Regions from separate parts of the Mus musculus genome. Here region 2 is linked to region 1. The links are chromatin loops, found by intact Hi-C in ENCODE. Cell type or tissue: left cerebral cortex. All regions are shown on one strand. Links, peaks and the distances in the headings refer to the core of each region. The heading gives the core; the rest is flanking DNA.

The links. Peaks named below come from ENCODE experiments on the same cell type or tissue, not always from the same donor. Only the 100,000 strongest peaks of a DNase experiment are listed, where the experiment ranks them.
Region 2: a loop joins it to region 1, with 2.3 times the contacts of the local background. A loop is called at or near these places in 3 of 42 quality-filtered maps.

What each region holds. Positions count from the first base shown.
Region 1 is chr1:22,726,959-22,729,874 of GRCm38, reverse strand. It overlaps Rims1 (regulating synaptic membrane exocytosis 1), which reads left to right. Exons shown (of 35, transcript NM_183018.4): 2 at 2,865-2,916. Among named protein-coding and RNA genes, the nearest start is that of Rims1, 78 kb to the left of the region's middle. In left cerebral cortex, for the core only: no CTCF peak of the experiment used is centred there; a DNase peak (open chromatin) is centred at 1,452; H3K27ac peaks cover 2,147 bases.
Region 2 is chr1:22,798,858-22,801,773 of GRCm38, reverse strand. All of the region lies in intron 1 of Rims1 (regulating synaptic membrane exocytosis 1), which reads left to right. Among named protein-coding and RNA genes, the nearest start is that of Rims1, 5.8 kb to the left of the region's middle. In left cerebral cortex, for the core only: no CTCF peak of the experiment used is centred there; DNase peaks (open chromatin) are centred at 973 and 1,375.

The sequences.
Region 1 (2,916 bases), core at 99-2,598:
GGTAGCCCACCAGAGATGATCACTCAAACACAGTTTATTGAAGGTCTTCATTGTAGCCAACTAGGACTACATCCAAGTGTTCCTGGAACTAGGTACAGCCTGTGGTGTCTAGAGCACAGGGTTTTTGAAGGGAAAAACCACATCTGGCATCTCATTGGCAGCTGTAGGGAACTTTGCAGAAGCAAGTAGTTTAACAGAAGCAAAGGTAAGGGGTTAGCTGGAAGGAGTTTCTACATAAACAGGCAGTTTAACAGACACTAGATAAGTTAGCTAGACTATCCTGACCTTGAGTTCCTAGGATAGAGTCTGGTAATTTTCCGTAGGATTAACAATCAAGGAGGTCAAATTCTAGTTCAACCTAAATGGCCTCAGCAAGAATACACGAGGGAGGGGCCTCTGCACTTTCCTGCCTTGTCACTAGAGGATTTTTTTTTATCTGAAAGAATTCATATTAGAAAATGTAGGAATATATATATTATCATGACTGAGAATCCCTTTACACTGGATGAATAATTAGCAATCTAAAGCTAATTGTTTTTCCCCCCAAAGCTCAGATTTGGTAGCTAGCTATAGCCATTGAAGGGACATAAGTCCTCTGGATAAAGATCAGTATGGGAAATGTGATGTTGTCTTTTTTTTTTAAGAATTATGTCTAAATCAAGCTTGCTTAGTTATACAGGAGTCTAATCCCTGCCACTTAGGAAGTTGAGACATTAGGGTAACAAACAGGTTTGAGGCCTGGGTTGCAGAGTGAGTTCAAGACTAGCTTGGCCAAGTTACTGGGAAGCCGGGCTGGAGAAACAGCAGTAATGGGGATGCTTGCCTAGATTCAGTCTCCAATATCAAACAGAAGCAGGAAATAATTTAAAATGTGTATATCTATATATTAATTCCAATTATACTGAATTTGAAGGGCAGTGTGCTTATTTCTTATAATTTAAGATTCAAAGTTCAGAAATTCAGGTCAAGGTTTTGTTTTGTTTCTTTGTTTTTGGGGTTTTTTGTTGTTGTTGTGTTGTTGTTTTTTGTAAGTTTGTGTAGCAAGTGCAAATGAAAGAAATATAGAAATATGGCAACTGGTATGGTTTTAAAACCAAACCACAGGAGAAAGATAACAACTTTCTTCCAAAGACATGGCTTTGTAGTTACCAAAAAGAAAAAGAAAGAGAAAGAAAAAAGGCCTATCTACAATTCTTAGAAAATAGTCATGTCAAAGATTAGTAAAATCTGTATGTGATAGAATTATTTCCAAGCTTTGTACAAATACTTGATCCTTAAGAGAGAAGAAGCAGAATTTTGATTCTCAAATTCTTGAAAAATTTTCCAACTCAGTGGTATTTTCAGAAGCCAGCCCATGTAGATCAAACAGGCTGTGTATGCTATTTTGGGCTGAGTGAGAATTGTCAACGATTTTTTTCCCCAGTGCTCTGGAATTTAAGTTACTGGGCATTACACCTTGTGAAAGTGAGACTGAAGTTCCAAGCCTGAGAAATGCTCATGGGTGGCTTCGAACAGCTGCTTCCTGCAAGTCGTCTTAGTATTGAAACATGAGTAGCTTCTTCATGAAGCTGAGACAGGAGCATGAGGTTTCAGTGTGCACCCCTGCACATCTGTGGGCACCAGCAACACAAGAATAGCCTGATCCCGGAAGGAAGGCATGGGGAGTTGGAAGTGGCTCCATCTCTTCTCTCATGTTTACATAGTGACTTCCGATTGTGCTTGCCGGTGGAATGAGCAGTGTGTGTCTGTGTATGCACATTTCTGTGCCCGTGTCTGTGTCTACATGTATGATTTCTTTCAGAAGTGGAGAATTTTGCCATGCAGCTTTCCCTCTGACGAAACATGTTTCTTACCATTGCCTCACTGGAGATCTGGAATAACATGATTGGCCTGATTTTGAGCAATGCAGCCAAATCTCCAAGAAAGTTCTTTAGAGCCAGGCTCAAGCTTACAGTCCCTAGAGCCTCAGGGCATTTACATCTAGCAAAGTCTATAATGTCCAGCTTTTGTAGTAAAACCAAGCCTCTCTGTTTAGAGCTGTTTTTGCTTTAAAGCTTTGCAATGATTATGAGTCATTCAAATCGAGTCAAATGGAGGTGTTTTCTAATTCTGGCCAGTGGATACTGATAGCATTTGAAATGTAAATAAAGAAAATATTTAATTCAAAACAAAAACAAAAAAAAGACTTAAGTAAAAATAACAACTCCTATTGCCCTTTGGAGCTCTGATGCCTTGTCTACCTTCTGTACTTACTTTATCATGAAGGGCTTAAAATAAAGAGGTTTTCAAGAATTATTACACATGTACACATACACACTTCCCATGTGAACCTGTCCTTCATCCCTTTCTCCTCCTCAGCTTGAAGAGAATGTGTAATATGGGGAATATCTACAGGCCTCTCAGATCTCTTTCAGCATAAGCAGGGCAACCTATGTGGTAGTTAATGACGGGCAGTATGAGTCCATATCTTTTAGTGAGCCAGCCAAAGCCACAGAAAGTTCTGCTTGATTCTTAACCTATCAACACAGCAGCCGTTCCTATTTTTAAGCTCTCAGATGTCTTCATGTGGTGAGGCCAAGTCTTTCAATAGCTTGTCTGCTATGGGAAAAGCTGCTGACAATCATTTTACTGATGTTAAAAGGAAAATCAAATATTGAGGCCAGCATAAAATATATGTGGGTATAATTGAGCCTGTGGAAACCCAAGTCAAAGAATTCCAACATCCAGGGCCTTCTCGGGACAAAGGTTAATGGGATGGACAAGACTTGCCTTTAGATTGTGTTTTCAGTACGGTGTTTAATTTCCAGATATGCTCTACCCTTTTATAATTAATAGTGCGTTGTGCTGTCTATCATGCGCCCCAGGTGTGTTGTCAGGGACATGGCGAAGCCTGCTGCCTGCAAAACACCAAGAAAT
Region 2 (2,916 bases), core at 187-2,686, 72 kb before region 1:
GGTTTCAGGGATACTCTACATTGAGTCACATCCATGGCTCAACAAGGCTTCAACCCAGACTTTCACAACAAATGCAGCCACTTCCCCAAGCACTACACTTTCTCTCAACCAAGAAGAAACTTCTAACATTTATCCTTTCCTTACATGAGTTTCTGGTCTCTCTTTCAACTCAATCAAGTGGTTTGACAGATTAAGCTAACAGAGAAAATCAGCTGCTGGTCGTAATGGAGCAGGGCTGAGTTCACTTCTGGTGGTGCACAGAACCTTCCTGTGGATTGAGGGGAAGGGAATGTCCTTCAATTTAAAGATAATGAAAACTGTATTAGTACAATGCAAAGACATTTGCAACTGGGCATCTTTTTATATTTGATTTCTTCCACTTCCTGTATGAACATGGGTTACAAAATTCTTAGATTTTGTAGGGTTTCTTACTCATTCCATATTCTGCCCCTCAAGATGTGACTTGGTTACAAAGACAACTTTGGGCATCTCTGCCTTTTTGCTGGGGGGTGGTACTGTGGCCTTGGTTTTCAAACATCTGTCAATATAACCTGCTTGGGGAGAAAAGATGAAGTAGAAGTCTCTATTACTTTAGTTTTCCTCTGTGTGCACACATATCATGTTGTACTTCGAAATGTGTTGAAAGGGCTTGTTTTCCAGAAGCAACAGTTTGCCAAGCAGAAAAAGAATGAACTAGGGAGACTTAAGGAGGAGGTGATTGTAATGTAGGTGTATTTCTATTGGCCCACACGTTAGGCCAGGTATGTGCTACACTATTGTTCAAGCAAGGATGGATGAGAAGAAAAGGGGGAAAGGTGGATAGTGAAGAGAGATAGTGGCTGAGATGTAAACAGGGTCTTTGAATTCAAGATGTCCTATTGGGCAGAAGAGACTGTAGGAGAGAGCACACTTGCTGCCTTTAGTCCCGCTCCACACTGGTAGTAAGTGGGCTTTGACTCAGAGAAAGCTAACCCTGTGCTGTGTAGGAATCTCACTCTCAAAAAAACCTGTCTTAACAAATGTACAGACACACTGTGGAAGTTCTCAAACATTCATGGGAGAAAATATAGAAAAGAGAAGATTTTTTAAAAAGTGAAGAAAACACAGTGGTGTCAGAAATAATGGGAAGGTACAAAGCCATTGTTTTTTTGGTTGTCCCAAAGTGATGTATTTTTAACTTGTGTGTATGCTTTCTCAATAAGACACTACCGTTTATGTATTTACATTACCATATTTGAGGTTCGCTATGCTTTGCAAATGGGTGTGATCCTTGGGCTGCTGCCAACCTGAGTAATAGAAACACAACCTCTCCTGAAGGTTATTTGTTCAACTTGTTCAACAGGAAGGCTGACTCCTGTAAATCAGTCCAAAAACCTCCTAGAAAGCTCTCGGTGTGAATTCCTAAACCACTCTATTCTCCCACGTCTATAAGAAGCATATGGATGAGCTTGTTCTGCGTGGATTATAAGTGCCATTGTGTTGAATTTCATTTACCTTAATGGTCTATGTTCTGTTTTTAAACAACTTTGAACACTGGATCTTCTGAGATCAGACTGCATGTTCTAGATCTGGTCTAGAGGGTTGGAGAAAATTTCCCTGAGGCACAAGCAACAAGAATAATAGAACCTCAGACTCCTACCTGGTGATTCCAGTCTTCGCTGTTTATTAAAGTCCATAATATAAGTGTGGTTATGGGTTTTGTGGGCTGTTTTGTTCATCTGTTGGGGATAGGAGGCTAGCATGTACTGTTTCCTTTATATCTATCCGACATTTTGCTGGATGCTTACAAATACCATGAATCATTTGCTCAGCTCTTGACATGCGCTCCATTCTGTTTGTTGATTTGTTTCCTAACATTAGTGGAGCCTTTAGAAACTTGGCCCCTTGGCCCCTTGCTCACAGCATTTGGTCTGAGAATCCAGTGACCTCCCAAGCAGCAACAGCAGTGCATATGGCTGGTAGGATCCCCTATGCTTGTCTGAGCACATGCCTCTCCTCTCTAACTTCTGTTCTCCTGGCCTACTTGGTCTTTTGCATACAAGTCTCCCTAACACGGTATCATTCTGCTACTTTCTCCTTGACTGCAAGTCTCTGTCAGCCACGTTATTCTGAATTTTCCCAGGCAGGATACTTCTACTCATAGAACTGTATGATAGTCGATTCAACAAGAAGGCCAGGCATTAAAAGTTCAGGTGTTAAAATTTGGTCAGGCAACGGAGTATGCGAGTAGAATAGAGACACCATTCTTCGTATAGCTTGTTGCACGTGTGGTTCCAACCACTTAAAAACATCCACAGTCTGAAAGGTTGACCAGTGACTTGCTCTGTATAATACTGAATGAGGTTTTGGGTTTTTAGTGTGTTTGTTTGTTTGTTTTTAATGCAGAGCTTCTCTGTGTAGCCCTGGATGCCCTATAGACGAGGCTCCAACTCTAAGACCCACCTACCTCTGCCTCCTGAATACTGTCATTAAAGGACATGTACCACCATGACCTACCAAGTATTGGTCTTAATGCTACCATTTTCTATAGGGATAAACATTACCAAGTCATTCCATTTGGTTTCTTGGCTTGCTGTACACAGTGAGACTTGTTAGGCCTGTTCTTGTATCTTATGGTCATTTAACATGGTAAAACAGAAACATCTTTAAATTTCAAATTACCATACCCAAGGAAACTTCTCTTATTGCCTTTATGCTCTGAAATAAGGCCGAGCCCCTTCTTGTGATTTTTGAGGGTGATGTTGGGCATGTGGGGAGGAGATCTTGTTGGAATAGGCCCCACTCACAGTCTCACAGTGAGGGCTGTGATTAGGATTGTAGTCACACTAAGTTGGGAATCTGGCAAGGAATTCAAAGTTAAAATCATCACATGGTCTGATCTGAAATTATGTTTTTATTTCTCATTAACTGGGTTAT